Linked DNA regions of Homo sapiens: region 2 is linked to region 1. Evidence: chromatin loops called from intact Hi-C (ENCODE). Cell type or tissue: heart left ventricle. All regions are shown on one strand. Each heading gives the region's core, and the rest is flanking DNA. Links, peaks and the distances in the headings are about the cores only.

What was found. Hi-C counts contacts between places; a loop is a spot of excess contacts. Peaks named below come from ENCODE experiments on the same cell type or tissue, not always from the same donor. Only the 100,000 strongest peaks of a DNase experiment are listed, where the experiment ranks them.
Region 2: a loop joins it to region 1, with 9 times the contacts of the local background. A loop is called at or near these places in 2 of 110 quality-filtered maps.

What each region holds. Positions count from the first base shown.
Region 1 is chrX:154,050,093-154,052,995 of GRCh38, reverse strand. All of the region lies in intron 1 of MECP2 (methyl-CpG binding protein 2), which reads left to right. Among named protein-coding and RNA genes, the nearest start is that of MIR718, 32 kb to the right of the region's middle. In heart left ventricle, for the core only: a CTCF peak has its summit at 1,598 (motif pointing right); no DNase peak of the experiment used is centred there; H3K27ac peaks cover 237 bases.
Region 2 is chrX:154,124,668-154,127,570 of GRCh38, reverse strand. No RefSeq gene overlaps it. Among named protein-coding and RNA genes, the nearest start is that of OPN1LW, 18 kb to the left of the region's middle. In heart left ventricle, for the core only: no CTCF peak of the experiment used is centred there; a DNase peak (open chromatin) is centred at 1,730.

The DNA of each region.
Region 1 (2,903 bases), core at 134-2,633:
CCTGAGGTCAGGAGTTCAAGACCAGCCTGACCAACATGGAGAAATCCCGTCCCTACTAAAAATACAAAATTAGCTGGGCGTGGTGGCGCATGCCTGTAATCCCAGCTACTTGGGAGGCTGAGCCAGGAGAATCACTTGAACCTGGGAGATGGAGGGTGCAGTGAGCCGAGATCGTGCCATTGCATTCCAGCCCGGCCAACAAGAGCGAAACTCCATCTCAAAAAAAAAGAGTGGCTGGCCGGGCGCAGTGGCTCACGCCTGTAATCCCCGCACTGTGGGAGGCCGAGGTGGGTGGATCACGAGGTCAGGAGTTCAAAACCAGCCTGGCCGAGATGGTGAAACCCCGTCTCTACTAAAAATAGAAAAACTAGCCAGGCGCAGTGGCAGGCGCCTGTAATCCCAGCTACTTGGGTGGCTGAGGCAGGAGAATCGCTTGAACCTGGGGGGCGGAGGTTGCAGTGAGCCAAGATGGTGCCACTGCACTCCAGCCTGGGTGACACAGTGAGACCCCGTCTCAAAAAAAAAAAAAAAAAAAAAAAAAGTGGCGTATGTTCCCGGTCTCCACCTCTCATTCGCCAGCCCCTGTGACCAAACCCCTGGGATTAGATCTCCATCGGGTCCCTCCCCTCACCCTAACCTCACATGCAGTGGTTCCTGAGAAGCTGCTGTTTATCTGATCACGGGATCCAGCAGGATCTGAGGGCTCATTCACTGAATCTGTACTACCCAACAAGGCAGGCTTGTCCTTACCCACACTTTTCAGGTGAAAACTTAATCAGATTCAAGCGTTTATCTTAGTGGCCTCTTCGTGGTGTGTGATTTCCTTCTTGCAGCTCTTTACTGGCTAAAACTCTTCACTGGGAGTTAAACCAGGTGTGGTCCTTGACCCTCATCATTTTGTCCCATCTCCTATGCTGGGCTCTGTATCCTTGTCTCCAAGCAGTCTCGTGTGACAGGGAAGTTACCTATTATTGTATGGTCCCCTCTTCTTGTCACCTCTGGTGTGGCACTTGTTCCATTTCTTGTTCAATGAATGTGATTTGTGAATGTGCCACATCTGTGGGAGGAAGGCAGTTCGCAGCAAGAGTTGTAGTTCCCTTGCTTTGCCCTGAGGGCCAGGACTTTACACTAGATTTTTTTGTTGCATTCCTGCACTCATAAAGTACACGTAAACTTAGAGGTGGTGTGTTAAATGCTAGAACTTAAAACTGAGTTCAGCTAGGCTCAAGTGCCCCACAATTTTTGTCCCACCAGACAATTTCATGAATATCTACAGATTGTTCCCTCAATATGCCTCAATATTGAGGCATATTGATTTGGGGAGCACAGACAAGTCAAGGTTGATGTGCATCCGCTGAACATGATCTTAAGTTGTTGAAGTAGGTATTATTAATGAACGAACGTCTATTTTAGCTCCAAGAGCCCCTGGTCTTCCAGAAGAGACTCCCAATGATCTTCCAGAAGCAGCTGGGCTTCTTTTGGTCCTCCCCCACCCAGGTGCAGTCCCGTTCTCCCTGCCTGGGTGAGTTTGATTCCTCTGCCGTGGAATAGGCTAGGCTGCTACCTCTTGAGCCTCTTCCACCAGGCCATCCATTAGGTGGCGACAGAGAGCACTAAAAGGAACTACTATGGAAATAAAACTTGTTTTGCTTCTTGGGGGGAAAAAAAAAGAAAAAGGCTTGTGGGGCGTGTGTGCATTTTAGTCAGATTTTACTGTGCAAAACATTTGAGAGATTTCTGCCCTCTTTCTCCCTTCCATTCTTCTCAACCCACTGGGCGCCCTACCACCCCTGTCTCCTTCAAGATAAGGTAGATCAGAAGACCAAATAGACAAATGCCATGTCCACTGTTTTCTGTCACAGTTGATAGCCATACCAGTCACCCAAGCTGGAAACCCAACAGGCCCCTGCCCTTCACTGCCCACATCCAAGGGAGCCACCAAGTCCCACAAATTGTTCCTTTAACTGTTTGTCCCTCTTTTGTCTTCTGTCATCCCTTCTACCGCTGTCCTGGTTCAATCCCTCATCTTGCTCTGGGACTCCCATGATAACTTATGATCTTTCCTCCACCTCTCTATCTTCCACACAATCCCTATCATCAATCTCATTCCCCTGCTTTAAACCCAAGAGTGGCACCCTGTGTTTGAGTGACATCAGGGCCCCTCATGTGGCTCCTGCTTCTCTTTGTGGCCCCTTCTGTTGCTGCTGCTTTTCTTATGGACATAGCCCTCAGCAGTCCAGGACTGCTTGTAGTTCCTCCCAGGTACCATGTTTCTTGCACTCCTGGCCTTTGTCATTGGCTCCCCTGCCCAAGTCCCCTTCTCTTCTCCTTTCCTTCCCCTGTGGCCTTGCCTTGTCGTGCTTATCCTTGAAGACCCTGTCAGGTATCTCTTCCCCAAAGAGCCCTGCCTAACCACCGCCCCCCTCCCCCCCGCGACACACACACCTGGGTTAGGCCCTGCCTCTCCACGCCTGTGCCTCCTGCCAAGTCCTCAGAGGTCTCTGATCCCATGTGCCTCCAGGCATGGCATAGGGGGACTGTGACACAGCCTCTCGGCCCACAGACCCCTGATTGTGGGCTTGCTCACTGCCCCAGTCAGTCCTCTTATTGAGGATTCCGTGCCAGTTCCTGACTCCAGCACACACACGCATGTAGGCCGCCCTCCTAGTGCCTGGCTCCTTCCCTGTCTCTTCTGCCACTCATTCCCATGGTCGTATCCTGGAGTTGGTCATCTCTGGAACTCCACCCACGGAGTTCTAACTTAGCTCTGCCTATGATGAGGACTTACTGTCTTCCCAGCTTGCAGTGTCAACCACTGTTTGATGCCCCTGGGACTCCATTGGTCTTCCCTCCTCTTGTGAACTGTGCCCATCACCAGACGAACTTGTTTTAGAATTTACCAT
Region 2 (2,903 bases), core at 250-2,749, 74 kb before region 1:
TGCCACCACGCCAGGCTAATATTTGTATTTTTGGTAGAGATGGGGTTTCACCATGTTGGTCAAGCTGCTCTCGAAATCCTGACCTCAGATGATCCTCCTGACTCGGCCTCCCAAAGTCCTGGGATTACAGGCGTGAACCACTGCGCCAGGCCCCATTTTGTTTTGTTTTGTTTTTGAGACAGAATCCCATTCCATCACCCAGGCTGGAGCACAGTGGTACACACATGGCTTACTGCAGCCTCAAACTCTTGGGCTTGACTGATCCTCCCACTTCAGCCTCCCAAGTAGCTGGGACTTAACATGCCATAGTTACAGTGTTATAGCGTTTTGTGTTTTTTATGTACTTACTATTACCACTGAATTTTATACCTTCAAGTGATTTCTTATTGCTCATTAACATCCTTTTCTTTTAGATTGAACTGCTCCCATTAGCATTTCTTGTAGGACAGGTTTGGGACCGATGAAATCCATCAGCTTTTGTTTGTCTGGCAAAGTCTTTATTTCTCTTTTGTGTTTGAAGAATATTTTTGCCAGTTATACTATTCTAGGGTAAGCTTTTTTTCCTTCAGCACTTTAAATATGTCATGCCACTCTCTCCTGGCCTGTCAGGTTTCCACTGAGAAGTCAGCGGCCTCCATTGCATGTTATTTGTTTCTTTTCTCTTGCTGCTTTTGGGATCCTTTCTTTATCCTTAACCTTTGGGATCTAAGTGTTTGGTCACTGCAGCTGTATCTGCTTTAGGGGGCACCCCAAGCCGAGTAACCCTGTGGTTCTTGCAGGTGGCAAAGGCAGCCAGGCCAGTGTCGTCCCCTCCAGGGTGGCGAGTTCCCCCCAGTCCTGGGCGGATACAGAGATGCCATTTGGGAGCCAGTGCCTGTAGTTGGGAGTCTTAGGAATCTAGTTGGTGCTGTATTCTACTGTGGCTAAGCTGGCACCCAAGCTGCGAGACACAGGCCTTCCCACTCTTGCCTCCCTTTTCCACAGGCAGAGAACCCTCACCCCACAGCCACCACTGCCCCAGGCCCACGGGGAGTACTGCCAGACTATCGCTCGTGTTCACTCGAGGACCAACGGCCCTCAGTCAGCTTGTGGTGAATATGCTGCCATGCCTGAGCCTCTCTCTTCAGGGCAGTGGGATCCCCTCTAGCCCTAGGGCAGGTCAGGAGCCCAGGCCTGGAACTGGAACTGGGGACCCCAGGAGCCCACTTGGTGCACTACTCCGCTGTGGTCGAGCTGGTACCCAAGCTGCGAGACAAAGTCCCCTTTACTCTTCCCTCCCTTTTCCTCAAACCGAAGGGGTCTCTGCCTGTGGCCACCGCAGCTGGGAGTGTGCTGGGCCCGCACGGCTCTGAGTGTCAGCCGAGGCCTGCAGCAAGTACGGCCTGGGTATGGCTGCTGGTTCCTCAGTGCCCAAGAGCCCTTCAGTCAGCAGGTGATGAGTCCCGCTAGGACTGGGTCCTTCTCTTCCCTTCCGGCCGAGGGTGTCTAGAAATGTCGTCTGGGAGCTAGGGCCTGGAATGGGGGCCTCACGACTCTGACCAGTGCCCCATCTTACTGTGGTTGAGCTGGTATCCAAGACACAAGACAATGTCCTCCCCACTTTTCCGTGTCCTCTCCTCAAGCAAGAGGAAGGAGGGGCTCCTGGAGCTGTGAGCGGCACTGCCTGGCCTTGGGGGAGGGGAGGTGTAAGCATGGCCCGAGCTACCCCGGCTGCTATCTCACTAAGTCGCTTGTACCCCAAGTCCGCTGGCTCCGAGCCCAGTCCAGCAGCAGGACTTGCCCGGGACTTGCCGTCCTTGTTGCCTAGACTGCCTTTCAAGTATATTTCAGGCCCCTGAATACTTTAGGCCGCAGTGGTGAGGCTTTGCTGGAGCTCAGGCTCCATCCGCTGAAGATGGGCGATTCCTCTCCGGCTAGGGCTGATGTAAATCCTCCCTTCGTGGGCGCCCGCTAACTTCTGCCCCGTGTTGCTTTCTGCTGGGACACGGCAGCAGCGCTGAGTTCCGACGCAAAGCCCCACAGTCACCGTGCCCTCCCTCCCCCAAGTGTACAGCTTCTCTCTCTGCACCACGAGGCTGCTGCGGAGCGGGGGCTGGGGGTGGGGGGTGCCGGGGCTGAGGCTGGGGCGCGGGGCGGGGAGTGATTCAAGACTGTCCTTCCTACCCTTGTCACGGCCTCTTTCAGTGATGTGAAGTTCAACCAGGTCCTGTGATCGCTCACCTGATTTTTGGATATTAGGAAAGTGCTTTTTTGTGTGGCTAGTTGTTCAATTTGGTGTTCCCGCAGTGGGGATGATCACTGGAGGCTTCTATTTGGCCATGCTGTTCTGCCTCTCTCTCTATCTTCTGTGTTGATAAAGCCCTTTCAATATTAGTAAGTGTATTTAACACAGTAGAGATTCCTGAAGCTTCTTCATGACTGTTCAATTTGGGCCTGATAGCAATATGCGTTTCCTTGTTTCTTATCCTGTGACTGAGCAAGCAGGACATTGTAACAGTGGAGGAAAAATCCCCAGTTTTCCATGTTCTCTCATCCAAAAACTTTTTGAGAGAAAGAGTACATTTAGGAAGCAGGACGACCATTTAGATTTTTACTAATAGCCTGGTTTTATATGGTTGGTTTTATATGGCTATTTATAAATGTTTTGATTTAACTTGTTAAAGTGTAATATCCCAAAATTCTATGATTTATTTTTCTCTTTTCCCATTGCAATATTTATTTATTTATTTATTTATTTTGAGACAGAGTCTTTCTCTGTTGCCCAGGCTTGGGTGCACTGGTGCAATCTCGGCTCACTGCAACCTCCGCCTCCCGGGTTCAAGCGATTCTCTTGCCTCAGCCTCCTGAGTAGCTGGGACTACAGGTGCACCCCACCATGCCCGGATAATTTTTGTATCTTTGGT